Linked DNA regions of Homo sapiens: all the other regions are linked to region 3. Evidence: chromatin loops called from intact Hi-C (ENCODE). Cell type or tissue: endothelial cell of umbilical vein. All regions are shown on one strand.

Region 1 (5,000 bases), 1.4 Mb after region 3:
AGAGTATGTTAACACGATGACCATCTGTATGCATGCAGACACAGGCTAATATATTTAATACATTTACTTGTATTCAGACCACATGCATATTAAATGTCATGCCTAAGTGTCAGTGATAAGATCCACATATGGGGTATATGTGTGTATCCTATCAGTAACATATATTCAATAATTTGTATGTTTACATTAGCTAAAGTACATTATCACTTTTCTTTTTTTGCTTTTTGCTAAAATAAGTCTGGAAACCAAAAGGGAGAAAATACTTGAGTATAGAAATAGTTCCTTTAATCAACTCCCCAGTTGGATATGTGGGGTAGGAATTCATTAGCATAGGCTTTTTTCCCTACTCATTTGTTAAACCAGAATGCTGGAAAGAACTAGAAAAGACTGCATTTCTCTTACTTTTCTTAACCATGTAAAACAACCCCCTAGAAGAGGTCTAGAATGAGCTTTGTTTCTTTTTTCAAATGGGTCTAATGTCCTTTCTCCACCACCTTCACACACAGACACAAAACCCACCGTGTGGGTTCACGGTCCACATCTGGCTCCCACGCAGAGTTGTACATTTGCAAGCACATCTTAAATATTGTGAAGCCAATTTGGACTTACTAAAAAATCTATGATACGAGTGAGAAATCATGCTAAATACGAGCCCTGGTAACTTTATTTTTAATGATGACTTTCAAAAAAAAAAAACAACAACAACAAGGTAAGGGAGAGAGATCAGCAGGGTGAATGTAAAAATTGTTAATCTTAAATTTCTACAAACCCAAGTGTCACAATAAGCATGTATGGTGCATCAAGCATAACAAAAAGAAACGAGATGGTTGGGTTCGGGGGGTTAGGTCGGGGGGGGGTCCCAGGCACTTGCTTCCTTGAACCCTCTGAATACATTTCACAATTCATCAGTTTTTGTCTTTCCTGCCACAAATGAGGACAATCAGACCAGACACCCATTAGATTCTTCATGCAATTTTTTTTTCTTGTTCATGACATGTTGGCAGGGAGGATGGCAATTCTGAAATCTTACCAAATGAGAAAAATGTCAGAAGCTGAACTGACAGCTAGTGGTTACTATGGTGATTGGTGATATTGAAAAAATATAATAAAATAAGACTCAGTTAATTCAAAAGGAATCAAGTTGGGTATTTTTAAGCCAGTTGATACAGATGAAAACTTAATCCTGATATTGGGACATTATCTTTTTGAGCTAACAGCCAAAGACACCATTTAGCTTAAATAATAACTAAATACACAGCTCATAATCTTGTGATTAAAAATAATAGAAAGAAACAGTATTGATAAATGGAAGTCAAATATTATTACCAAATGACTATCAGGGAAATATAGATTATATTCAGTGGAAAGAGGATTTTGTTCGGAGGAAAAAAATTAAAGTTTTAGCAAAATATTTTTAAAAAGAGAACATGGAAGCCTCACAGATAAAAAGGATTCTTCAGGGACAACTCAGATTCTATTAAAACACACACAAAGACATACACAAACATGGTGATTTCATCTTCAAAGTTCAACTCCCCCCAAAAAAGAAAATCCATTTTGATTCTAATGGTTAACATATCCAATCTCTTTATTTAAAAAAGATATTTAACAGAGAAAGCTTCATCATGAGATTTTTAGAAATATATATACATATATATATCTTCTCCATACCATCATTTCTCTTTTTGGTTGAAACCCAGTGTAATATTCTGACTACTTAAAGTGAGGGACCCTCATTTAATACTAAGCAAAATAATAGTAATAATAATAAAATACATATTGGCACCTTTTTCTAACATCAAGCAATGACAACTCTTGCTGGTTCAATCGATTGGTGCTATTATTTTTAGGTTTAATGGTTTTAAATGAAGGAAACAGAATATCATGAAAATCATATTTATAATTCACCAAAAATTATGCAATTGTTCATCCCACAGGTAATATACATGAAACCGAGAGGTGATTACTTTTTATAAAGAGAGTTTGAAAACAGTTAATAAAGAAGATGCAAAGTTTGTTAGGGGTTCAGCCAAGAAGAACCTATTGTATCTGAAAAATCTTTGACACAGAGTAAAACTTTTTTAAGCCTTCTCTTCACAACGACACTAAAATGGTATAAGCATAATGGATTAATAGGAAAAGTAGACTTAGGAAGACCAGAATCAGCTCTCATTTTGAAACAGTTGCATATTTTATCCATATGCCATACTCCCAGATCTAGTCTATATTTTTTTCATTTGATATAGGGATATTAAATTATCTACTGTTTCTTTTTTTTTCTTTTTCTTAAGTCAAATCTTTTGAGAGTTACAGGTAACTAGCGAAAACAAGATTGTTATTTATAACCTCAAGCTAGTATTTAATGCAAGAGGGAGGGGGGACATTATCAAGGAAGCTGCTCAGAAGAAAAAAAAATTAAGTCTTATTGGTTCAAGGAAGCTCTTCTCCACTGGACAGACTACAATGCCATCTACTGGAAAAGTGAAGTTCAACGTCACTTGAAACAGCAGAGCTAGTTTAAAAGGCTGATAGATGTAACTGGAAAGACATCCAGTCCTACATCCTTCACTGTTCAAAAAAGATAAGATATATATATATATATATATATATAGTTGTGGAAACATCAGTTCCTATTATAGATCATTATGTTCTTCCTCTGAGATCTCCTCCCAGCATTTTGCTTCTTAATTTCCAGCGAAAGCCTCTCTTTTTTAGCTTCTTCCAACTTCTCTTGAGGACCAAGTTAACAACACCCAGAAAAATAATCACCAGCAGCGAGCGACCTTGGGGTCCTTTTCTGCAATCTCTAGCTTGTGATTTTTCGCAAGCAGTTTGTGTTAGCATTTGCTCTGCAAAAGGTTTTTTTTTTCTTTTTTAATACCTAAAATCACAATAGGAAAGACTACCATCGTGGTCAGGAGCAGGTGGAGAAAAAAAAAAAAAAAAGCAGACACAGATCAAGCCCCCGGCTTCATAAGCACAAAGTCTCTTTTTATATGTTCTTATGCGGTATGGGATGGAGAATCTAAGGTCCCTTTTAAGAATAAGAATTCACCGAGGTTTTGTAAGCCATTCCCACATTTCCACCGGCATGTCCTTTGCTCATTTGCACGCTTCCCTTTCATTCTGGTTGGTTCGCCCTGTGATTTTTAAAATGAGAAATGGGAAGGAGGTAGGGTCACCATTTTCCACTCTCTAGATGAAGCAATTCCAGTTAAGGCAGGCAATAGTTAAGAAGCAAGAAGGGACTATCACTGTAATTAAATAAGAATTTGTTTTCACTAGTACTAGCAAAAAGAGAGTAAGTTCCTGCCTAAAAGCTGCTGCCAATATTTTCCATGTATAGGTATAAGTGTAAGTAAACAGCGGGGATTCTCAGCCTCCACAGTGTTGACATTTGGGGCCAGATAATTACTGTAGGATGGTGAGCAGTGTCCCTGGCTTCTACCCACTACTTGCCACTGGCGCACCCACACACACACACACAGTTAAAGCAATCAACAAGGTCTCCAGACATTGTTAGATGTCCCCTGGGGAAGGAGGGGGGCAAAATTACACCCTACTGATAACAACTGTTATAGGATCCTAATTTCAATTTTATATACATTAGTTCTCACCAGTCTCTATCTGGCTTTGATTCATGGTGGTGTGTGAAACAACATTTTTAAAGGAACTAAGAACATGGTGGAATCGGCGTGAATGGGAGAGTAACAATCTCCATTCTACACGTTCCATTACTTCAGGGCTGATGAGCATTCCTGACCTTTCCAAAGGCCTCCCTTGAAAGTTCTCCGGAGGAAACAAAAGGAAGAGGTTGGCTCATGGAAGGTCGCTGTCAGATTTGCCCCAAAAAGCAAGGGAAAAATTTTGCCATCAAAATGAAATCTTCCGGCAGGCAGAGAGGTTTAGATGGGGGATGGGAGAGAGGGCTGCGGAGCTATTTTATTCAAAGTGTTTAAATTAAGGGGCTTCACTATTCAAAGGCAAATAATAAACTGAAAAATAGGTCATCTTTAAATGAGAACTCTTTTTTTCCCTATAACAGGAAATCTGAACAGGAAAGTACAACATTTTAATTTCAGGATTTGACGTAATTTGCAACTTCAATGTGGAGCTTTTAAAAATTATCACTCTGTAAGAAAAGATGAGATTGGGATAAAAGTAAGAAAAGAAGTTAGAGTCTGGGGAGACACAGGCCTTATATTCAAGAGGGCTAGTGAAGTTAAAATTGTAGTGAAGTTCAGGCTTAGAGCAGTGTAGCTCTGTATTAACCTGAAATGCTTCTATCTAAGAGTAAAATCTCTCAAGTCTCATCCCAGAAGGTGTGTGCAGTCTCCATTTAAATGTCTCCAACAGAACACAAAATAATTTTGCAGTAACTGATCTACTGTATTAGATGTGCCTGGTCTATTTATTTCTGTTGCTTTTTAACATCTACCAAGAATATCAAAGTTTGCTTGGTGAAAAGTTTTCAGTCGGATAGTAATCTTTCCAAAATACCTTGAAAAATGTAAACGACATGTCTCTGCACCCCTTATTTACCAACCCTTTGATGATATAGGCGAGAAGAGTATGAACACATTTTTAACACTTGACATTTTCTAATATTCTGAAATCTTACTTTTCCATGTCACAGGCAAAGGGTATGTGGCATTGGGAAGGAACTGAATACAAAGTACTACATCCGCTCTTCAAATATGCAGTCCCTGGTAGCACCTTCTATAAGACTGGTGGCTTTTGTGGAGTGTTTCTTTCTTTAAATGAGCTGGACCACACATACTCACTCATTCAGAATAAGTCTATAGATGAACTGTCTCTGTATTTTTAAAGAAACTCAGCTTGTGCGGTCCGCTGATATCTCAGAGAAACAAGGAACCATTTTCACATAATGGATGGGGCTGCAGTGCGGAGCAGACAAGCCCCACTGGAAAGAATTCGGTCTGTCACGACATGCAGGAGAATTCTCTTATGTTTCTGCATCAGGTTTACCTAAACTAAGT
Region 2 (5,000 bases), 280 kb after region 3:
AAAAACAATTAAAAAAGGAATTTGCACTGTGCATCAGCCTAGTTAGAAATATGTACAACATTTCAGGATCTACTATTTCATTAAACTAAAAACAAATTCATAAAAATAAAATAGTCCCGGCTAAAAAAGAAAAAAAGAAAAAAAATCCATTTTCAGATCTTGGAATGCTCCAGTCTTTTGCAAAGTCGATGAGTGGCTTCAGCACTGGGGAAAGAAGCCCGAAAGGTGACCAATGGAACCTGTATTCACAGTCTTCAAAGTTCCCTTTTGAAACATAAGGAAGAAAACGAAGGGAAGAAGGATTTCACACTTTGGGGGCAAGGGGAGATGGTTTCTGTTGATGTTTAGCTATGAAAGTGAAACAGCAAAGCATCTATTTATTTGTCTCCAAAATCTATGTTTTAGCAGCACAAAGTTTTCAAAGTTCAGACCATTTATTTATTTTTCTTTTTACATGAGAAAGGGTGTGTGTTAACAGGAATATGGATATTAACAGAAACAAGTGCCTCACATACAGTTCCTTTTTTGCTTTCTGTACACTGCTATCTGCTGCTTTGTTGGCTGCGCTCTGGATCACTCGCTGCTCAGACTGCCTAACACAAGGACAAAACTTTGAAGTAAAAAATGTGTCTTTTGGTATATGGAATTGTCATTAACATTTGCCTCTCTGCTTGCAGAAGAAGCACATAACAACCTGGGAATCTTTTGTTTTTCTCTTTCTTTTATTAAACTAAGTCTTGTTTGTTTAAATCAGAAACAAATTCTCAAGTAACAAGAACCCTTTCCCTTTTTTCTGCATCAGCAGTGAAAGGGTGTGTCTTTGGATTTTATTTAAAGCATGAAATTTTTTTTTCTGAGAGAGGAAAGAAAAAACAAACACAAAACCAAAAACCAAATCCCTAACCAAAAACTTTTTTTAGAAAAGAAAAGTACACAGCCAATTACACAAATGGAAACAAATCCTTTAGTATAGAAAAAAAAAGAATATTTGAAGCTCCTACCAAACAAGGAGGAAAAGAAGGGGTACAAAGAAAAAAAAGCCAAAAGAAGGATAAATAAAAAATAAATGCACAAAGCTAACAGACACAGGTAACTAGAATTATATGCCTTTAAAAAGTTTCAACTCCCCAACCAAAAATAATCTGTGAGGATCCTAATGACCCCTAGAATCCCTTGAAATTCTTTCTTTAGTTTTATAAAATAATTCTGCAGCTCCCTCTAAGAAATGAAGGCAGCTACCTTAAGTGGGAGATTATAGGACGGGAGGTGGGAGAAGGAAAGAGAAAGTGGAATTAAGGGACAAGAAAGAGAAAGTGGAATTAAGGGACAAGGGGAGAAAAGCTTAGGCGAATCAACGGATTGCAATCTATCATCTGCTAGGAATGAACAAGACAACATCAAATGAGGAGCTGTCAGCTGGACCATACAAAAAGCTAAATGTACACAAAAGGTTTTTTTTTTTTTTTCCTTTTAAATCTACCATACTGCTTCAGTTCATTTCCAATGCAACAATCTACTCAACACCAAAAATGGTCATATCTATCATAAATACAGAAAGTCAGTTTTTAAAACTTATTTTTTTTAAGCTACAAGTCCTCAACACTCTTTGTGTGTGTGGGTTATTATTTTTTTTTTTTTTTGAAAGTGGGAGTGCTTAACTTTTCCCCTTGAAATTGGCTTCAGCAGAAAAGCTATCCTTAAAAATCCCCAGAAAGCTAAAGCAGTTCACATTGTTTTTCTTGAATACTTTCTGCCCATTTTTAAGTTAACAAAACAAAAAATCTTTTCTGGAACAAAAAAAAAAAAAAAAACTGAAAAAACAATAATATATAAAACAATGATTCTGAAAACAAAGTGTGAGCGATTGACCTGAGAATAAAAAGACATTACATTTCTTTTTTTCTTTTAGCAAGCCATTGGTATCTGAATGCTAAGATAGCAAGAAATTTAAAACTGTAACAAGGTGGACTGCTTTCCCATACAGTGCATGCCGGGCTCCTCTGTGCTATCAGCGTGGGGCGTTTATTGAAAAGGGGCAAATATACAAGGGGTTTAAGCTCCAAAGACATTAGGGAGGCCCTGCGGACTTCTGTTTCCCAGACCAATAGTACCTTCAAAAGGACACAATGTAACAGGGTTAGGGCTTTTTTTTTTTTTTTAATATTAAAAGAAAAGAAAAAGACAAGAATGTAAAATCACCGGCATAGATAGGTATATGGGAAAACAACCCACGCTTTTTCTTTTTTTTCTTTTTTTTTTTTTTTTTGTTTTTTGGTTAGAAGCTTTGGAATTGCAGTTAGTCTATTTTTGAAATTGGTTTGTTATTAATTTTTGTATTTAAATTCATTTGTTTGTATTGTTCATCTTCAAAGCTTACAATCTGAAGGTGTCCGTTCCTACACTGGTCAGACCACTGTCCTTGGGGCAGCTGGGGTCTTTGGGACCCTCCACCGGGCTCGCCGGTCCGTCGGACTTTTGGCTGAGATCCGTGTCAGACTCCTCCGAATAGTCGTCTGTTGGCATCGAGGGCTGAACCCCTGAGGTGCTGCATGAACTTGAGGTAACCGTTGAAGATGAGGAGAGAGGAGGAAAAGAAGGGGGCTTCGCTGCCGAAGCCCGGGAGACCACTTGCGGCCAAGACTTCCTGGAGGCGTGGGGGGAAGCGGAGGAGGGGGCGGCGGCCGACGGGGGAGGGGGGCTGTCGTTTGAGTGAGCGGCAGACTGCGAGGTAGATGCGGTGCTAGGATCGGGGAAGCAGGCAGAGTGAGGTAATAAACTAGGGTGCTCTTTGGCGTTTCTTGCTGCTCTCGTGATTGTTCTGTGTTTGTGCAAGGCCGACTCGAGATGTTGACTCAGAGCTTCCTCCCCACAGAGCGCGCTCTCGCACGCCAGGCAGTGGTACGAGCCGCCGCCGCCGCCGCCGCCGCCACCGCCGCCGCCGCCGCCACTGCCACCGCCGCCGCCGCCGGTGGGGACGTGAAGCACCATCTCTTGCAGGTTCACCACAGACTGGCCGAAGAAGCAGAGGGACTTCAGGTGGCTCCTCGCTGCCTCCTCGTCGCTGAAGCCCGCCTGGCACTTGCGGCAGACCAACTTGTACTGCACCTTTGGAACAATGAAGGGGTCGTAGAGGGAGTCCGCACTTTTGCTTTCTGCTTCTGGCTCTTCAGGGAGTTTCGGCAGGAGGGGGGACACCTCACGGGGGGTGTTTTTCTGTTCTTCTGGTTTGGGGGATTCTTTGGCAGGGTCTTTGTCTGGGGAAGGAGCCCCGGGGGGGACTGGGGTTTGGCTTGCTTTGGGCTGCTGCTGCTGCACTTTTTGCTGCTGCTGCTGCTGTAGTTGCCGCTGCTGCTGCTGCTGAATTGCCTCCTGCAGACTCTGCTGGTATTGCTGGTACTGCTGCAGTAGGGAGCCTGGGGACAGCCCCATCAGGGCCTGCGACAGTGCAGGGCTGTAGGGGAACAGGCCTTCCATGCCATACATAGGCTGCAGGTACCCGCTCTGCAGGGCGCCAGGGATCTGGGGAGCATAATAAGGAGAAAAGCCTGGTACAAAGTAAGGAAGGAACTGGCTTGTGAGCAATGCTGTGGGGTCCGAAGTCAACGCGGCCTGCAGGGCCTGCAGCTGTGCAGGGTCTACCGCATACTCCATGGTGGGCAGCGGGGCTGAGATCGTGGCTGCAGTTGCCGTGGGGGCCTCTCCTTTCTCCTTCTTGGGGACAGGCAGGGGTTCCCCTTTCCCTTTGTGTGCCTTTTCCTTCTCCTTTACTTTCTCACTGTCTTTGTCCTTGCGTTGCTGCTGCTGTTGCAGTGGGAGCTGTGGTGTGGGTGGCGGCTGGGCTGCTGGCGGCGGGGGAGGCTGCTGCACCTGTGGTTGCTGCTGCTGCTGCTGCTGCTGGGGGGGTTGCTGAGGGCCCATCGCCATCGTGGCTTGTGCTGGGGTTGGGGAGCTCAGCGACGCTGAGGACGGTTTATTTGGTAATCCAGAAGTGGGGAGGCCAGGGGAAGGAACAGTTGTGCTGGGCAGACCCATCAAGTTCGGCTTAGGAGACGTTAAAGCTGAAAGGAATGGAGACAGAAATCACCGGTCAGTCTGGGCAGGGGTAGGGCTGAAGCTCAAGACGTTTTACCGGTGTCACTGGCACACAGTTTGAGATGTCAAGGCTTGAAGGATCCTCTCAAAACGAACATTTCCAACAGAAGTATCCCACCAGGCTCAGGGCTGGACAACCTTGTATTCTAATGAGGACTCAGTCCTAGGTCAGCTCCCATACTTCCCCTTTCAGCCAAACAACTTCCAGAAGTATCCCACCAGGCTCAGAGCTGGACAACCTTGTATTCTAATGAGGACTCAGTCCTAGGTCAGCTCCCATACTTCCCCTTTCAGCCAAACAACTTCCAGAAGTATCCCACCAGGCTCAGGGCTGGACAACCTTGTATTCTAATGAAGATTCAGTCCTGGCTAGCTCCCATACTTCCCCTTCCAGCCAAACAACTTCCAACACCTTCCTGCCCAATGTGCCACACCCGCTAGTTCACATTTTCTTTGCCAAGTACTCCCAGCTACCATTCACTCTGCCCAACTGCAATTAGTCTAGAGGCCCCAAAGCTAGCTGTTTCTAGCTGGGGCCCATTTGCACCAAAGGCCTTCATCACAAAAATAGTATGGCCACGAGGTCCCCAGAGAAGTTATCTGGAGGAGAGCGGCAACAGGAGAAGAGAGAACGAAGGCAAGAAAGCTAGCACGGCCACATGAACAAAAACAAAACAGGCTCTACAGGTGTTCCTCCTCTCTGACCTCTGTTGCTGCAGCTGACTGGATGCTTTCGGAGGGTAGAGAGAAGATGATGAATAGGAAAGTGTGGAGGAAGGGCCTGGGAAGAAATAAGAACAATCCATTCAGGGAAAATTGCTTCCATGCCTTGGCCCAGCTGACCTGCTTCAACAAGTCTACTCAACAGTATAACCGCCTAGGAATAGGAATCTGGAATCTGCGGGAGA
Region 3 (5,000 bases):
GGCAACTTTCATTTTGTTAATTTCAAATCAGACAATTTCCCAGAACTAACTGAGGTTCCAGTGCCCAGCGGAAAGCTAAAATAACCTAAATTTGCTTCTTTTCCTTCTTCACTCCTGTCTTGTGTGTGTATACTTATTTGTGTATGTGCACAAGTATAAAGAAATAATTATTTTTGCAGCTTTTGGCCTGAATGCTTGTCACTCCATTTTACATAATTCAATTTACCCTCTTCCAAAAACAGATGTTTCAGTTGCAATCTTTGCCTCTTTAGAATCTCCATACAGGCAAGCTTAGCTAATAATTTTTGATTAATATAGCCAAATACCAACTCCTACTTCAAACCCCCTTTACTTGGAATACTATCATCAGATTGGTTTACAGAGAGAAGGAAATAACAATGAGGTCAGGAGGAATGGAGATGGGGTAAAATAGCAATAAAAAGTAATTATATAAAAATGCTAAAGGTATAACATCTGCTTTTTTGCTTAGCTCACTGAGCTTGACAGTTTCAGATTTATGCTATTGTCCATGTTTAAACAGATACAGAAAAGGGAAATGGGAAAGAATGTTTATGTGAGACTATTAAATAGTGCAGGGAAAATACGAGTTGTTATTACACTGGTAAGGAAAAGAGAAACTCAGTGAAATTTCTTTCCAGAGATTTGCCTTTGTGATCTGCAAGGTGCTGTTCCCCTGCTTACATTCCGTTACCCTGGCAACGCACTCCTGTAAAATAAAGATTATTAAAGCGCATATGATTATTTTGCTGCTGAGTGAATAAGACAAGCCGCTTCTGAAATGCCTTATCAGAGAAATTCAATTTTAGGCCAAATTGTGTTTTTGCCTCCTTCTAGCTTTTTTCCTCCCTCCCCCCACTTCAAATAAAACCATCATCTTCACATTTACTACATGATATTTTGTTACCCATTCACACCCTTAGTATTTTAAGTCAGTTTTCTTTTAATTTCATGAAAGCATTTTCCCCAATTTTTTATAGCTCTAGTCTATTTTCCAGCTATCTACCATCTGTTTGCAAATCAAAATTACAAAGCAATGTGCTCTTGCTTTTATTTTATTATATAGTAATAGTAGAAATATTGGGTTCTGTACCAAACATAAATGTATGTATTACACATTGGCTACGCAATATTTGACCAAAGGATGATGCAAAAGGCAAAGATAAGGAATGTGGTGCCATTTTAAAGTCTGCATATCCAACTGTATTGGTCATCCTCACCCTTAAGTTGAATGTCTTGTGCTTTTCCATTTGACATTGCCCTAAGGTGATGTTATAGAGCTGGGAAGTTTTATAGCCACGTTGACAGCCAGTCACGCCTTTGTTGCTTGGTGCCTCTACATTTGGAGAAAAGATTCTTGAGAGCCCTAAAATTATTTAATACCAAACTTATAAAGTTTGGTATTTTATAAGTATTTTAATATTAGCCAATTTCTTGGAGATATAGTAATGGCAACTTTGCTAAAACTATCTAGTGATTTCATTAGAAACTACAGCTTTTATCATAATTAGGGTCCGAGCAGAGGTCAACAAAAAATAAGTAAATTGGTAATAGTAAATGCATATTTACTGTTTCATGCTATCTGTGTGAAGAAGTTATCATTTAAAATCTTTTAATACAAGAAAGAGTTACATCCGCTTTGAAGTAGAGGTGGAGGGAATGAAGTTTGTTCAGAAAAAGGCAAGTTTCCAACAAAGGCCACATAGAAGACTCCTTACACATCTGTTAAAGCTAACACGAGACATGAATAGATAAGAACAGCCCTGGAGAAACCTTCATCCTGTACTCTCCGACAGTGGATGGATGAGGTGGATGACATTGCTTCTACAGAGATTGTTTATGGGACATTTTTCCCACTGCTACAAAACACTGGCATATAACCTAATACTGCTGTGTCATGAAAAAAAAGCAGAAGTACAGTGTTGATAATCTAATAACATGAAAACATTAATATTTGCTCTGTTAACTTATTTTCAGGCCCAACCAAGCACCATACTCCTACGTTGATTAAGCATACAGGCCCATTGGCTTTTTATGTAACTAACTACAAATCACTGCTTATTACTAAGAAATAACATTGATATTTCACAAGTTCTAGACACTCTGAGCACATGTAGAATGAAATATCAATTCTTCTAATGAAGCAAATCAAATTTAGTATTGTACACCCAATCTTTGGTATGTTAACACCACCATGGAACTTATGACTGTAATTCACTCCCAGCACTGCCCAGAAGGTGTCACCACAGCCTCATTGGCTTGAAGGACTTGGGGACATGTGGGGGAGTAGAAAGCAAGGGGAGAAAAACAGACACAAAGAAAAAAAAAATCTTCATGCAGACAAAGGAATATAAGACAACTACTAGTTGTAATATAGTGCCAAATACAGAATCACAAACATTCACCCCATGCTAAAACTACAAAATTACTACAGGAGAAAAGTGGGCCTCTACTTGTCAGTGAGAGTAGAAAGTAGGAGATTCATGGAAGGTGTTACTTGAGGTAGTCATTTTGTAGAAAATAAAAAGCAGGTGATAAATAGAAAATATTCATGTACTGAGCCTGGTCCAAGCTTCTTACCTAAAATGGTTTGCCTCCTTATCACATCTAGTTGGATAAGCTGCACTGGGCCACATAAAAGGAAAGATAAAAGAACAGCTGGGAAGAGATGCTATGAAGAATCAAAGAATAGAAAACACAAAGTCTTTTATTGAGAAGCTGCACAAATTAACTCCAAATTACCGCCACAGTCAGACAAGAGGAGGCTTCAAGGCACAAAACTTGTTGCTGCACTCCATCTTGCTTTATTGTGGTGTCTTCACTCATGTAGCTAAAAGCCATCCCCTTTATAGTACTATATCTTTTAATCTCTGCTCTTCCCCCCTGTAGTTTAATTAAAAGACAATGAACCTTTTAAAGTAGTCAAATGGAAAATATAAAATTGCACCATTCTATCAAAGCTTAAGATATTCCTGTTCTCAGAGCATGAGAAGAATTCAAAATAACATACTTTGTATTTTACTACACTTCAGTCCCTCTGTGCCATTTCTTCTTCAGGGCTCTTGATTGGAATAGCTATCTGAACCAGAAACGCAGCTCACCCTCAGAATGATAAACAGAGGCAAAATTAAAAACAAGTAAACAAACTAAAAAAAAAAAAAAAAAAAGTCAAGTTAAATCAATTAGATCTTTGTACCTGATTTTTTATTTTTAAATAATATTATTGTAATTCTGCATTCCTTCTATGTTTAACTGACATAGGCCTAAAGATTAGTAGTGTTTCTTATGTAAGTATTATTTACTCAATATGTTGTCAGTTTTAGGGCATGTGGGCTAAAATAAGAAAAATATAGTAAAATGTTATTGGATGATAAGTAGGCCTGAATGCTCAGCTTTCCGACAACTCCACAGCCTAAATCTATTAGTTTTGGCAAAGGGCACCAAGACAAATTCATGCCGTTTGAAATGTTCCATGGGAGTCTTTAAAAATGAAGGTCTTGTCTACTCTTTATGGACATTAAAATGCTTCATCCCAAGGACCCCTTTATAGCAAATTGCAAGCTGTTCTGTTTTATCTGCTTTGACAGAATGAAGGGCTGAGCTGGCCCTAGAGGGATGGGATACAGAGTCTGAGTAGCTCAAACTTGAGATTTCCAATAAACCATCTCCTACAATTAGAAGAAAGGCACAGAGGAGATTCATTTCAACAGATAGTTCCAGCCCATTTAGAACTACTCTATTCTCCCCTACTTATTTCATCACTAAAAATCTAACAAAAATCATGTCCCTCCAATACTCCACTCCAAACTAGCACCTAAAACTCTAATAACCAGTCTAGTTGAGCTTTGGCATATATACATCCTTCTTATTAGTCTCTTGATTCTGATACTTATTATATTAATTCCCGATTTCTTATAACTTCAAATCCTTTTCAACACTATAATTACCCAATCATTATTCTTTAAGTTCAATTGTCCAGTATAGGTTGCCTATCATTCTCCATAAAAGAAATACTTGCAGATTTCAGTTAGTTAATAAATGCTGCCAGGGCATGAGACTTAAGTTTAATTCTTCATCTATAGATGCCTAATATAGGAAACCTGCTAAAAACTTCCAGACACCACTCAATTCATTAATGCCAACTCTCTCCCTTTCTCTTACCCTTCTGTAATTAGGACGTCTCTTTTTCGAGTGTCATCACATATGATAATATATGGAGAGTGTGAACTGTTAACATCAAAAAAATGATTCTTCCCTTTAGAATGTAAGATTATAATAACTAATCCTATTTTTAAAAGTCCCCAAAGCCACATACTCATAAGTATACCTCTATGTAAGTCAGCTTATAAAAGTAATAAAAATGAGGGCCAGGCGCGGTGGCTCACGTCTGTAATTCCAGCACTTTGGGAGGCGGAGGCGGGCGGATCACGGGGTCAGGAGTTCAAGACCAGCCTGACCAACAAGGTGAAACCCCATCTCTACTAAAAATACAAAAATTAGCCAGGCGTGGTGGCACGTGCCTGTGGTCCCAGCTACTCGGGAGACTGAGGCAGGAGAATTGCTTAAACCCGGGAGGCAGAGGTTGCGGTGAGCCAAGGTCACGCCACTGCACTCCACCCTGGGCAACAGAGCGAGACTCTGTCTCAAAAAAAAAAAAAAAAAAAAAAAAAGGAATAAAAATGAAAAGATAGGGAAAAGAAGTCTCTCATCACCACCTCCAAAACTTTAACAATAGTAAAATTAATAATTTATCAAGAAAGATCCCCCTAGTTCAGGGAATATTCCTCAAACATACTCTGAAAGCTGAAATCTTACAGTATCGTATACAATAGCTGAAGCTCTGACAACGTTAAAATCATCCAGTCTGTTCCTGTCTCGGGTTTCTTATTTTTCTATACCAAAGCATCATTAAAATTGCACAAATTTGCCAAAAGGAAGAAGAGAATATAATGCAAACGTCACAACAATTAAAATAGAAAAGC
Region 4 (5,000 bases), 670 kb after region 3:
TTGAAGCATCTTCCTTTCACTAGTTTTTTTTTTTTTTTTTTTTTTTTTGAGACATAGCTCCACTTTGTCACCCACGTTGGAGTGCAGTGCCACGATCTCGGCTCACTGCAACCTCCACCTCCCGGGTTCAAACGATTCTCATGCCTCAGCCTCCTGAGTAGCTGGGACTACAGTCACATGTCACCAGACCCAGCTAATTTGTTTATTTTGGTAGAGACAGGGTTTCAACATGTAGGCTAGGCTGGTCTCGAACTCCTGACCTCAGGTGATCCGCCTGCCTCGGCCTCTCAAAGTGCTGGGATTACAGGAGTGAGCCACCGTGCCCAGCCCTCACTAGTTACTCTGATGCAGGTTATTGTTGAAATAGTTTGGGTGTTCACTGGCCAGCTGGGAAGAAGCGGACAGAAACAGTTGCTTGCTTTTTGCCCCCAGGACAGCTTTGCTGATGGGGCTGGCAGAAGATATGCTGAGCTAGGAAAGGTCAAATCATCAGAGAGTCTGGGAGGTGGGAAAAGCTGGACAAAGGAAAAGAATGACCTCGGGATCTTCCTGTCTGTACTTCCTGTCTCCCCAGGAAGTGTCAGTCAGAGATTTTCAGGAAAGGGTGTTGTCATGGAAACCTGAATTGGCTCTTCCCCTCCAGGCTGTATGGGGACAAGTGCCCTCATGTGCCCCAGCTGTCCCCAGGCTTGTGGAAGAGGGCAGTCAGTTTGAGTTTTCCGACGCACCGTGGAAAATCCAGAGCCGACAATGTCTGGGACTACAGAACCGGCGACAGCGTGCGGCAGGGATTCAAGTCCAGAATGCGGTGGAACCTGTTATGAACTAATTAAAATTTAATCTGCTAAAGCCATTTTCTCCATCATTTGGGAACCCTCTCTTGACTTCAGCAAGTTCCAAAGAGCCTCTCAAATAGAGGATGCTGTATTTTTGCACTTTTTTTCTCTGTGTATTAGATTTCATCCCCCCAAAAAAGCCCTTTTTAAAAAGGGATTCTAGATAGAGTAGCCATATAATTTATCATCCAAACTGGGACGCTTTTGAGAGTGAAAAGAAGTGCTATTAATAATTACTCTGGGATAATAGATACAAACTGGGCTGTTCCGGGGAAATGCCGAGGTATCTTCAAGGAAACTGTAGGGTCAGGCACCGATCAAATGCATCCACTGGGCTGAAAGCCTCAGGCAGAAGGAGCTCTGTCTGTGTGACTCTTGTGCCTTGGATAGTGCTTGGTCTACAGTGAATGTGTAAATCCACAGTTGTCCTGGGTGTGCCTTCTGAACAGAAAATGGCGGGGGGGGCGGGGTGGGGGGCGGGCAGAGTGAACCCAGACGTTCCTTGCAATTTCACAGCCGCAAAGGGGAATCTGTGTTCCTGCAGCGCAGGCAGGTACACGATGCATAAGCGTCTGTGTATTCTGTGTTTACTGATTCCTAACTGTTAGCAGTTAATTGCCATCTGTTGACACACCCTGAGGGGGAATGTTAAGCAGTTCTCGACATCTGCATATATATTCTCTGCCTACATATTTTACTAACTCTTGTTTATGGGACCCATTTCCTCAAATCCATGCTACTGTGCCCCTGATTTTGTAACATACACGTACCCGGTGTCAACCTTTGGGGTTGAATGGGCAAAAATGCCCTCCTCAACTGTTCCCAACACAAAGAAATACTAAATGCTTGAGATGATGGCTACCCTAAATACCCTAATTTGATCATTACACATTATATCAAAATATCACACCTACCCCATCAATATGCACAATGATTATGTATCAATAAAAAAATGGGAAAAAATTCCCTTTTGGGTCCGCCAGAGATGCTGACTGCAGACCGGGTCCTGCCCAGACTCGCCAGCCACTCCATTTCCCACCCCTCCTCCACCCGCCTGCCGGGTCCTTCAGGAAGAGTGAAATGGTCCATTGATCCCTGAGGAGGAAAAGAGCATGTTCGGCCTTTTGAGAGGTTATGGACACTCTGAGTGACACCCGAGCCCAAGCCTCCAACAGCAAGTCCGGCAGCCCCGGGGTGCAGGGGCGAGGCCCGGCCTTGTCTCTGCCATCCACGTGTAATCTGGCCCTGAAACTGACCAGCTCCGACGCCCTCCTTCCTCCTGCCCGCCAGGCGCTTCGTGTTCTTCCCATGTCTTGGGAGAGATCCGTCTCCTTTGACAGACTCAAGATTCCAGGCCGAACTTTCCCATGCCACCGTCCCTCAAAATAGCCCCAGCCGAGCTGTATTTATAGCCGTGTGAGACTCTAATGGGCCAATTTGTTTGAATTTCCACTGCTTTTGTGTTGAACTTACCCCTCTCCTGTGGGCAGTCTCTTCAGGCCTTTATTGATGGGGTGTGTGAGGATGGCGTAGGCCGTGTTCAAGATGGTAGCTCTATAGAGCGTGGGGGCTGTTTTGCATATTTACTGTTCTTTAAAGCCGGTTTTTTGAGAGAGAGAAAGAGACAGAGAAAGAGGTTTCTGTAAGTAGCCCGGACAATGAGAACAAGACCGGCTGTATGCCAAGCACGGGATCCCGGCCAAAACACATATCATTAGCTTGGACCAGCTATAAGCAAGGAAATGAGAAACATATGCTAGGAGCAAGGTTAGGAGTGAAGGACCATGGGTCATTGACAGTCGCCCTAAAACTTTTCCCTTGTTCTTCAGCTGTGGCCTGGCGGTGTCAAATGTCATTTCGACTGCCTTGATTTCTCATGGTGGGGCTGCCTGTGGTTTTTTTTTTTTTTTTTCTTTCTTTCTTTCTCCCCCTGCTGTTTCCTGATGGGACTGTTTTTTTGTTTTTTTTTTTGTTTTTTTTTTTTTTTTTTGGGAGGGGAAAAGAGAACAGTCAGGGAAGGGCTTATGTGATAGTTTTTCTCAGTTCTGGGAAAATAACCTTGTTTCCTGTGATGCACTCTTCAATTCCTCACTTTCTCTGAAGCAACGATGTCTCTGGGTTTTGGATCCATACTGGTTTGAGAGGGGAAGACTGAGGGGAGGCTTTTAAAGCAGTTCTTGCTGTTTCTTTCTTAAATATAATTAGATGCGCCTCATTACCTCACACTGAAGGACTTTTGTACTTTTTCGAGCTGTGTTTTCTGAGATCTTCCGTGGGCGACGGCTTGTCGTTTCCACTTGCAGTTAATTGCATTAGCAGGTATTTTCCCCCCGCCCCTCCCGCCCCGGCATATTTGTCCTCTCTTCTCGCTCTCCCCAAGATATCTGGAGTCGATTTTGCGAGTCCGAAGGCCACACCCAGGGAGTCTGCTTGTGCCTGAACGTGATGAAGGATCTGGATTCCTTTGGCCCTTCCCAGTTTCCCTTTCCTCCACCTCATTCTTTTTTCTTAAAGTCTTCCCCGGACAGTTTACTAACAATGCTCTGCTCTCTTGCACTCCAAGGTCAGGACCCCTGTTCCCTATAAAACCCAGATGAAGAACTGTATCCATGCAACTCAGAGGCGGTCCCTGGAGAGCATCCCATGTGGCTACTGTTCTGAAACGACCACAACCGCCCAGGAAACTCACCAGGCTCCGACACCCAGGTTTGGCCAAAGTCACAAGATAGCCACGGATATACCCTGCCATTCCCATGAAGGGAACGCTATAGAAGTGGGGGCGCAGGGCAGTTGCAAGCCTGTATGGCAGAAAGGGGAAGGAATAAAATGCTCTCCCATAAACCCCTTCGGACCTTCATTCCTTTAAGATTTAGGGAATGGTGTTGGGGTGGAACCATGTAAAATAATTAAAACATTCGGTCCCTGTTTATCTTTTGCTTCCTTCTCTGTGCCTTGTTCTGAAAATAAACTTTGCAGTTAGTTTCCGGGCTCCCAAAATTCCCAAGTGTGTGAGCGTCCTCAAGGCTTTGGGCAGAGTTAATGACCGGCTTGAGGTTCACTGGACGTGTTTCCCCCAGGCGAGCCACCTTTTTTTCCTTAACTTCAGTTTCTGGGTAGCAGATCTCTCTTCTCTGCATGGAGACCTTCCTGGTCACAGGAGGAAACCTCACTTGCTGATGCCTTCTAAGGCCTCAGTGGATCAGGAATGGGTGGTGTGTGTGTTCACACAAAACAACAACAACAACAACAACAACAACAACAACAACAACAACAAAAGGAGGAATAAGGGCTGCCAAACCGCAACATGCAGGCAACGGGCATTTAAGTTTTATATTGACAGCGAGGCAGGATCCTGGTCAGATACCTGAAACTCTTCCAATTTCAAGGAATCTATTCCGCGACTCTCTCTCTTCCCTGTCTTTAGTGGTAGAAGGGGGCTGGTATTAGGTTTGAGTTCACGTGTTTTCTTTTTGCATCCTCACTGCTTGGGCTGCCTCTCAAATCTCCACACAGCCAAAACCTGCCTCCAACCCACCATTTCCTGTCATCTCCTCCACTGTAACCCTCCTGGCCCAGTCACATCTCCTCTTGCTGGAAACCTGTAATGCCTTCTAAATGGTCCCCACACTCTTCTCCTGCCCCATTGCAGTCCGCTCATCAATGAGCGACCCAGAGGGATCCTTTAAAAACCCAAATCAGGGCCGAGCACAGTGGCTTATGCCTATAATCCTAGCATTCTGGGAGGCCGAGGTGGGTGGATCACTTGAGGTCAGGAGTTCAAGACCAGCCTGGGCAACATGGCAAAACCCCGTCTCTACTAAAAATACAAAAAAAAAAAAAAAAAAAAATTAGCCAGGCATGGCGGCACATGCTTGCAATCCCAGCTACTCGGGAGGCAGGAGAAACGCTTGAACCTGGGAGGTGGAGGCTGCAGTGAACCGAGATAGCGCCACTGCACTCCAGCCTGGGTGACAGAGCAAGACCCCCTCTCAAAACCAACCAACCAACCAACCAAATACCCAAATCAGATTAAGCCCATTTCCCTGCTGAAAACCCCACTTGGCCTGGTGTGGTGGCTTACACCTCTAATTCCAGCACTTTGGAAGGCTGAGGCGGGCGGATTACTTGAGGTCAGGAGTTCGAGACCAGCCTGGCCAACATGGT
Region 5 (5,000 bases), 350 kb after region 3:
TGGAACCCCCTCCCCCTGCCACCACACACACGCCTAGAGGACGCACACTCCTGGCTGCAGCCCGGCCTGTGATGGGAATTTATTTCCCTCAATTATGTGCTCTTGTCCCCAGTCTCAGTTCATCAGCACAGTGCAGCCAAGTCAATGAAAGGCTCCATAATGAAGTCATCGCATGCACAGGGACATCCCGGCACCTGCCCGCTGGGCTGGCAGGGCTGCAGCCACGCCCGGCCCTGAACCAGGCCTGCGTGGGCTCTCCGCCCCCAACTCACATCACTGCCCCACGCCACGTGCTCCCACGCTCTGTGTCACGGCACCCCCGTCCTGCCCCAGGAGCCTGTGTTCTGGCTGCCATCTTCTTTGCCCCAATCCCAAATGTTCTGACCGCAAAGCATCTGTGACCCAGACCAATCAGTACAAAACACTGACGACTTTCCCTTTCTCCTGCCTGTGTAGACCCCTTCACCACCAAGAGCCTGATCACAAAAACCAATACCACGCGCCTGGAAAGCCTCCATTGGCTTAAGTCATTAGCAAGTATCTAACAATAGCAACACAATCATCACTCAGCTGAAGTAGATAGTATTAGGACTCTCATTTCACAGATGAGGCTCAGAGAGGTTAAATTACTGGTGAAGGTCACATAGCTAGGAGGTGACAGCTGATGCCAAGGACCATATGCTTAATGGCTACCTCTAGAGGCACCAACCATGGTGGCCTTCACAGGAGAACACACACTTGTGCTTGTGCTGTCTGTCCATCCATCCGCCCACCCATCACATATCCATGTGGCACCTACCCCAGGCATTGACAACACGGCTGTGAACACAACAGGAAAGCCCCTGCTCTCATGGGGCAGGGGCAGGAAGGAGTGGGGAGAGTAAAACACAGTAAGCAGCTCAGTAAGTGAGCATATTCTAAGTCAGAGGCTGCTAAGGGTCAACGATAAAGTAGAAAAAGGAATCCAGGGAGTTCCTTAACATGGGAAGCTCAGAGAGGGTGGCATTTGCACACAGACCTGGAAGAAGTGAGAGTGTGAGCCACAGGAGGCTCACATGGCAGAGGCATGGCACGTGCAAAGACCCAGGGCACAGAAGGAGGGCTGGCCTGCTGGAAGAGCGCTGAGCGCTAAGCAGGGAGAGAAGGGACAAGGCAGGGGATAAGCTCAGAGAGGTCTTGGGCAGCATCCTGTAGGCCTTGCTACCCACTGCAGGCCACGGGCACTGTGAGCATGAAAGGTACCTTTGAGAAAGTCAGAACAAGGTGCTCCTCCAGCACCTCTTCCTCTGGGCACATATGGTCCTGAGACCCACCACTCCCTCTGCTGGGTAAGGTAGTGTCTGGGATGGACTGCAGTCTTTATGCATCCCCCTTAGCAGAGAACTGTTTGTGTGGGGGACAACCTGCACGGCTTTAGCTGGTGGCCCCGGCAGGGATTTCCAGTAGAAAAACTCCTGTCTTTCCCTAAACATGCATGTGCAATATATCAGTGCAGATACGGATGTGGCTGCAGATACAGATAAAATCTCTTTGAACCTTTCCATTTACTGGGGGCTGGCAGGGGTGGGGGTAGAGCTGGCCTCACGGTGAAGAAACACAAAGAGGGGAAGCGGACCAGTGGCTATCCTTTGCCATGGGCGGTGCTGCAGCACTTGGACAGTCTGGACGCCCATAAACCAAAGGACCCATCTGACCATCGTGCTCTGAAGCCTCTCCCTGAGAAGAGGACAGGGCAGCACCAAGACTGGGGTGAAGGACTCAAGGCTCAGAATGGCAAATGCAGAAATTAGTTACTGCGGTGCAAATGCAGAAATTAGTTACTGACTGTTCTGCATGTCCCTTCTATGGAAATGCATTGTCCCTGCACCTAAATGTATTTCAGTGGACTTTGTAAATTTAAAAGCCATAGAAAACTATGTGACCTCGGCAGGGCTATTTTAAGCTAGCACTTCCTAGTACAAAATGAATTTGGTATTGAGGATGAAGGGGGGACTTTATTTTTCTCAAATTGGCTGTTGTAGAAGAAAGTCTGCTCAACTCAGCACTACCTAAGACGTGTCTCCCCCTAGTGACACGCAGACCTCTCTGCTACTGGTGCCACCACCCTGCAGTCTCAGGGCTGGAGCAAGGCAGCTAGGTGCAGGCAGGCAGCATTAGTTCTGCAGGCTGCATCTGGCCCTGAACCTAGGACCAGCCATCTCTTGGTACCCTGGGAGCTCCAAGAAACTCAGTGGTCAGGCCCCGGAGTGTTCCAGGTTTTGCTGCAATGTTAAGAAGTGAGCCCGGAGCACCCCCAGGGCAGCTGATCCACACACAGCTTCCGCAGCCAAGGGAAAAGAGGGGATGGATGGAGGCCAGGATAAAGAAGGGGAGGGGTGGCAGGTAAAGGGAATCTCCCCAGAGGAGTGAATTCCTTTCCAGGCTTGCTGGGGACCCAACAGGGACACCCCAAAAGGCAAGGCCTAAAGCCAGAGCAAAAACAAGCAGACGCAAAGCAGGGGAGAGTAAGCGATGGGCGAAGACATAAAAGCCCAAAGATGAGAGCTGAATGGAACAGGAAGCAAACCAGGGCCAAACCCATCACGGCTTAAAGCAAACGTTAATGTAGGTTCCACATTGATCTGAAGCCCGAGGGGGAGGAGGCTGGGTGCAGCCAGGCTCCTCCCCTCCTCCATCTCATTCCATTCACATCATCAGGAGAACTGTGTTTTGGGGAAGGGGTCAGGACAATGATTGGAGCCTGAACTTAGCTGCTGCCTTTTACAGTAGCTTCCCAGAATAAACTGCCCCAAGACTTCATCCATCACCAAAAAAGGCAACTGTAAAAACACAGGTCGCCAGCCCCTTGCCTCACACCAGCACAGTGGCCCTCCCTCCGCTCCTGGGGATGGGGGTGCTGAGGGGGAATGGAGGGCAGGCGCTCAGGCCTGGCACTAATTGCTCTTGGGGATGCTGTGTGGTGTGGGGGCTGTTCCCTGCGCTAAGCAGTTAGGAACTTCCTAAATCATTAACCTTTCTCGGAGCGCATTGTACTGGGAGGTGCTCCCTCTGCAGCCTATTCACGAGCCCTATTGATCTGCCGCACACTCGGTGCCTTCAAAGTTGTTTATGATCAATATGCAAATTGCCCATGGCATTGATCTAGTATTAATTTTCAATTAGGGAATCCACAAGGGGTCTCTGAGGGTCAATACCTAACAATGCAAAGGAAACTCCGCTGTGGAGTATCAGGCCTGATGCTGATAAAAGCTTCCTAAGCCTCCTCCTCAACAGTTCCAGGCCCTCTGGGCTGTCACCTTCACTGTGGCTCATTTGGTTCCCTCCTAAGTCAGACCCCTTCGGCGGCCTCCCAGGCTGGGTCTGCGGCCATCACCCTGTGCCCCCCCTCCCACCCCCTATGCCACTGGAACACCTCCTGGCCTGCCAGTGCCTGCCCCTCTTGCCCGCCCTCCTGATCAGATGCCCCCAGACATGCCTCCTCATCTCCCCATGCCACGCCCAGACCCAGGACCACTCTCTCCCCCAGCTCCCCAACCACACATACCTTCTTCCTCCCTCTTTCCCTTTCCCTCGTTTCTGCTTAGTCACGGAACGTCACCTTGGCATGCTGCCACGGCTGGAGCTGGCGAGCTGCACGGTCCCCAGAAATCTCAGGCAGGCAGGCAGAGCGCCGGGCTGCCAGGTTATGCTTGGCAAACAACCCACTGATGTCATTTCAAAAAACCAGGGGGGAAGGAAAAAGGCACAGCTTCAAATCATCTGTTTCTCCTTCTTTCTTTCGTCTAGCAAAATTTTTCTTCCTAATGAAGCCCGGGGGTGGGGGATGTTAATTACTTTACCACTCACTCATGGTTCCCAGAAGAGGCCAACGCCCGCCCTCCAGGAGCACAGGGCAGTGCGTGTGAGCCACTGACGGAGAGTGTCCCTGGGGACAGTGTGCCCAGCTGGGACTGGAATGACCCGGGAACTCAGTCATTCCATTTACGCCCCTAACAGCCCCTGAGAGACTTGCGTGGGAAAGCTCTGCAGCCAGAGGAGCTGCAAGAGAAAAACGTGGCTTGGTCTCCTCCCAGCAGGTAGGGGGACAAAAGCAGGGCTCAGCCATACTCCAGCCTGGGGCCCAGCCGGCTCAGCCTGACTTCTCTCTCTGCCAGGAGGTTGAAATGTGCTTACGTTTGGAATAAACCTGCCTGAAGATGAGGCCACGATCCTGCCAAGATGGTGCCCACGATCCTGCCTAAGTCCCAACCCATGCCCTGCCCACTTTCCACACTGCCACTCATGGCACTAACCAGTGCATTAGCTAGCCAGGCTAATAGGTTTATGGATAACATTAATTACCACGTTCCTCATTAATGGATGAAATCTTTATTGGTGCCATTGATCAGCGGACTTGTTAGCTGGCCTCCTAACCAATGGCGGATGTAACAAGCGTTCTTATTGGCATATCAATTAATGCAATCAATTCCTGGCCAACGGCTGCCATTCACTTCCCTGGTTGTTCGAGAGTAGGAGACAGAGCCCTGTCAAGAGTGCCTTTACTTAGAGCTCCAGCTCTCAGCTGACTTCCAGGTGGGCTCTCTGCCACTTGGAGTTCACCTACCAAAAAAAAAAAAAAAAAAAAAAAAAAAAAAAAAAAAAAAAAAAAAAATTCACACCTACCCTTCCATCTGAAAATCACCTTTCCGTGTTCCAGTGATGACAAAAGTGCTAAGCTACGTCAGGGGACATAAGCTGAAAGAAAAGGTGGGAACGGTCGGGGGACTGTCAGAGCAAACAAGAGGATTAGAGAAATCAGATGTTTCTAGGTTAGGCACTGATAGAAATGATTCAGGCCCCAGACTGGACTAGGGACAACACTCCAGATGGGACCAGCCTGAAAACACAAGCCACAGCCATCATCAGCCCTCTGCCCACCCTGGGGAAGCCTTCCTGACCCCAGCCTCCCCAAGCCACAGTCACACCTACTGTCACACCTACAAAGTCACACCCACCAGTGT

Evidence for each region. Hi-C counts contacts between places; a loop is a spot of excess contacts. Peaks named below come from ENCODE experiments on the same cell type or tissue, not always from the same donor. Only the 100,000 strongest peaks of a DNase experiment are listed, where the experiment ranks them.
Region 1: it touches region 3 in a loop (22-fold over the local background); 40 of 110 quality-filtered maps call a loop at or near these places.
Region 2: it touches region 3 in a loop (5-fold over the local background); 7 of 110 quality-filtered maps call a loop at or near these places.
Region 4: it touches region 3 in a loop (3.0-fold over the local background); 2 of 110 quality-filtered maps call a loop at or near these places.
Region 5: it touches region 3 in a loop (6-fold over the local background); 19 of 110 quality-filtered maps call a loop at or near these places.

What each region holds. Positions count from the first base shown.
Region 1 is chr16:73,876,355-73,881,354 of GRCh38, forward strand. It overlaps a transcript of ZFHX3 not described here. Among named protein-coding and RNA genes, the nearest start is that of PSMD7-DT, 340 kb to the right of the region's middle. RefSeq lists a silencer at 2,296-2,590. In endothelial cell of umbilical vein, no CTCF peak of the experiment used is centred here; a DNase peak (open chromatin) is centred at 2,467.
Region 2 is chr16:72,784,791-72,789,790 of GRCh38, forward strand. ZFHX3 (zinc finger homeobox 3) reads right to left here. Exons shown (of 10, transcript NM_006885.4): 10 at 1-4,058. The coding sequence ends at 2,374. All of the region lies in intron 3 of ZFHX3-AS1 (ZFHX3 antisense RNA 1), which reads left to right. Among named protein-coding and RNA genes, the nearest start is that of ZFHX3-AS1, 120 kb to the left of the region's middle. RefSeq lists an enhancer at 3,728-4,343. In endothelial cell of umbilical vein, no CTCF peak of the experiment used is centred here; DNase peaks (open chromatin) are centred at 2,871 and 3,351; H3K4me3 peaks cover 1,062 bases; H3K27ac peaks cover 1,219 bases.
Region 3 is chr16:72,500,030-72,505,029 of GRCh38, forward strand. All of the region lies in intron 6 of LINC01572 (long intergenic non-protein coding RNA 1572), which reads right to left. The region is part of intron 1 of LOC124903718 (a long non-coding RNA gene); the gene reads left to right. Among named protein-coding and RNA genes, the nearest start is that of LINC01572, 160 kb to the right of the region's middle. RefSeq lists an enhancer at 2,264-2,333. In endothelial cell of umbilical vein, a CTCF peak has its summit at 2,251 (motif pointing right); a DNase peak (open chromatin) is centred at 2,282.
Region 4 is chr16:73,170,201-73,175,200 of GRCh38, forward strand. It overlaps a transcript of ZFHX3 not described here. Among named protein-coding and RNA genes, the nearest start is that of ZFHX3-AS3, 60 kb to the right of the region's middle. RefSeq lists enhancers at 196-697, 698-1,197, 1,268-2,117. In endothelial cell of umbilical vein, CTCF peaks have their summits at 2,749 and 2,951; DNase peaks (open chromatin) are centred at 571 and 2,551; H3K27ac peaks cover 1,999 bases.
Region 5 is chr16:72,845,257-72,850,256 of GRCh38, forward strand. All of the region lies in intron 4 of ZFHX3 (zinc finger homeobox 3), which reads right to left. Among named protein-coding and RNA genes, the nearest start is that of ZFHX3-AS1, 180 kb to the left of the region's middle. RefSeq lists an enhancer at 156-655 and a silencer at 2,058-2,117. In endothelial cell of umbilical vein, a CTCF peak has its summit at 2,093 (motif pointing left); a DNase peak (open chromatin) is centred at 3,635; H3K27ac peaks cover 1,809 bases.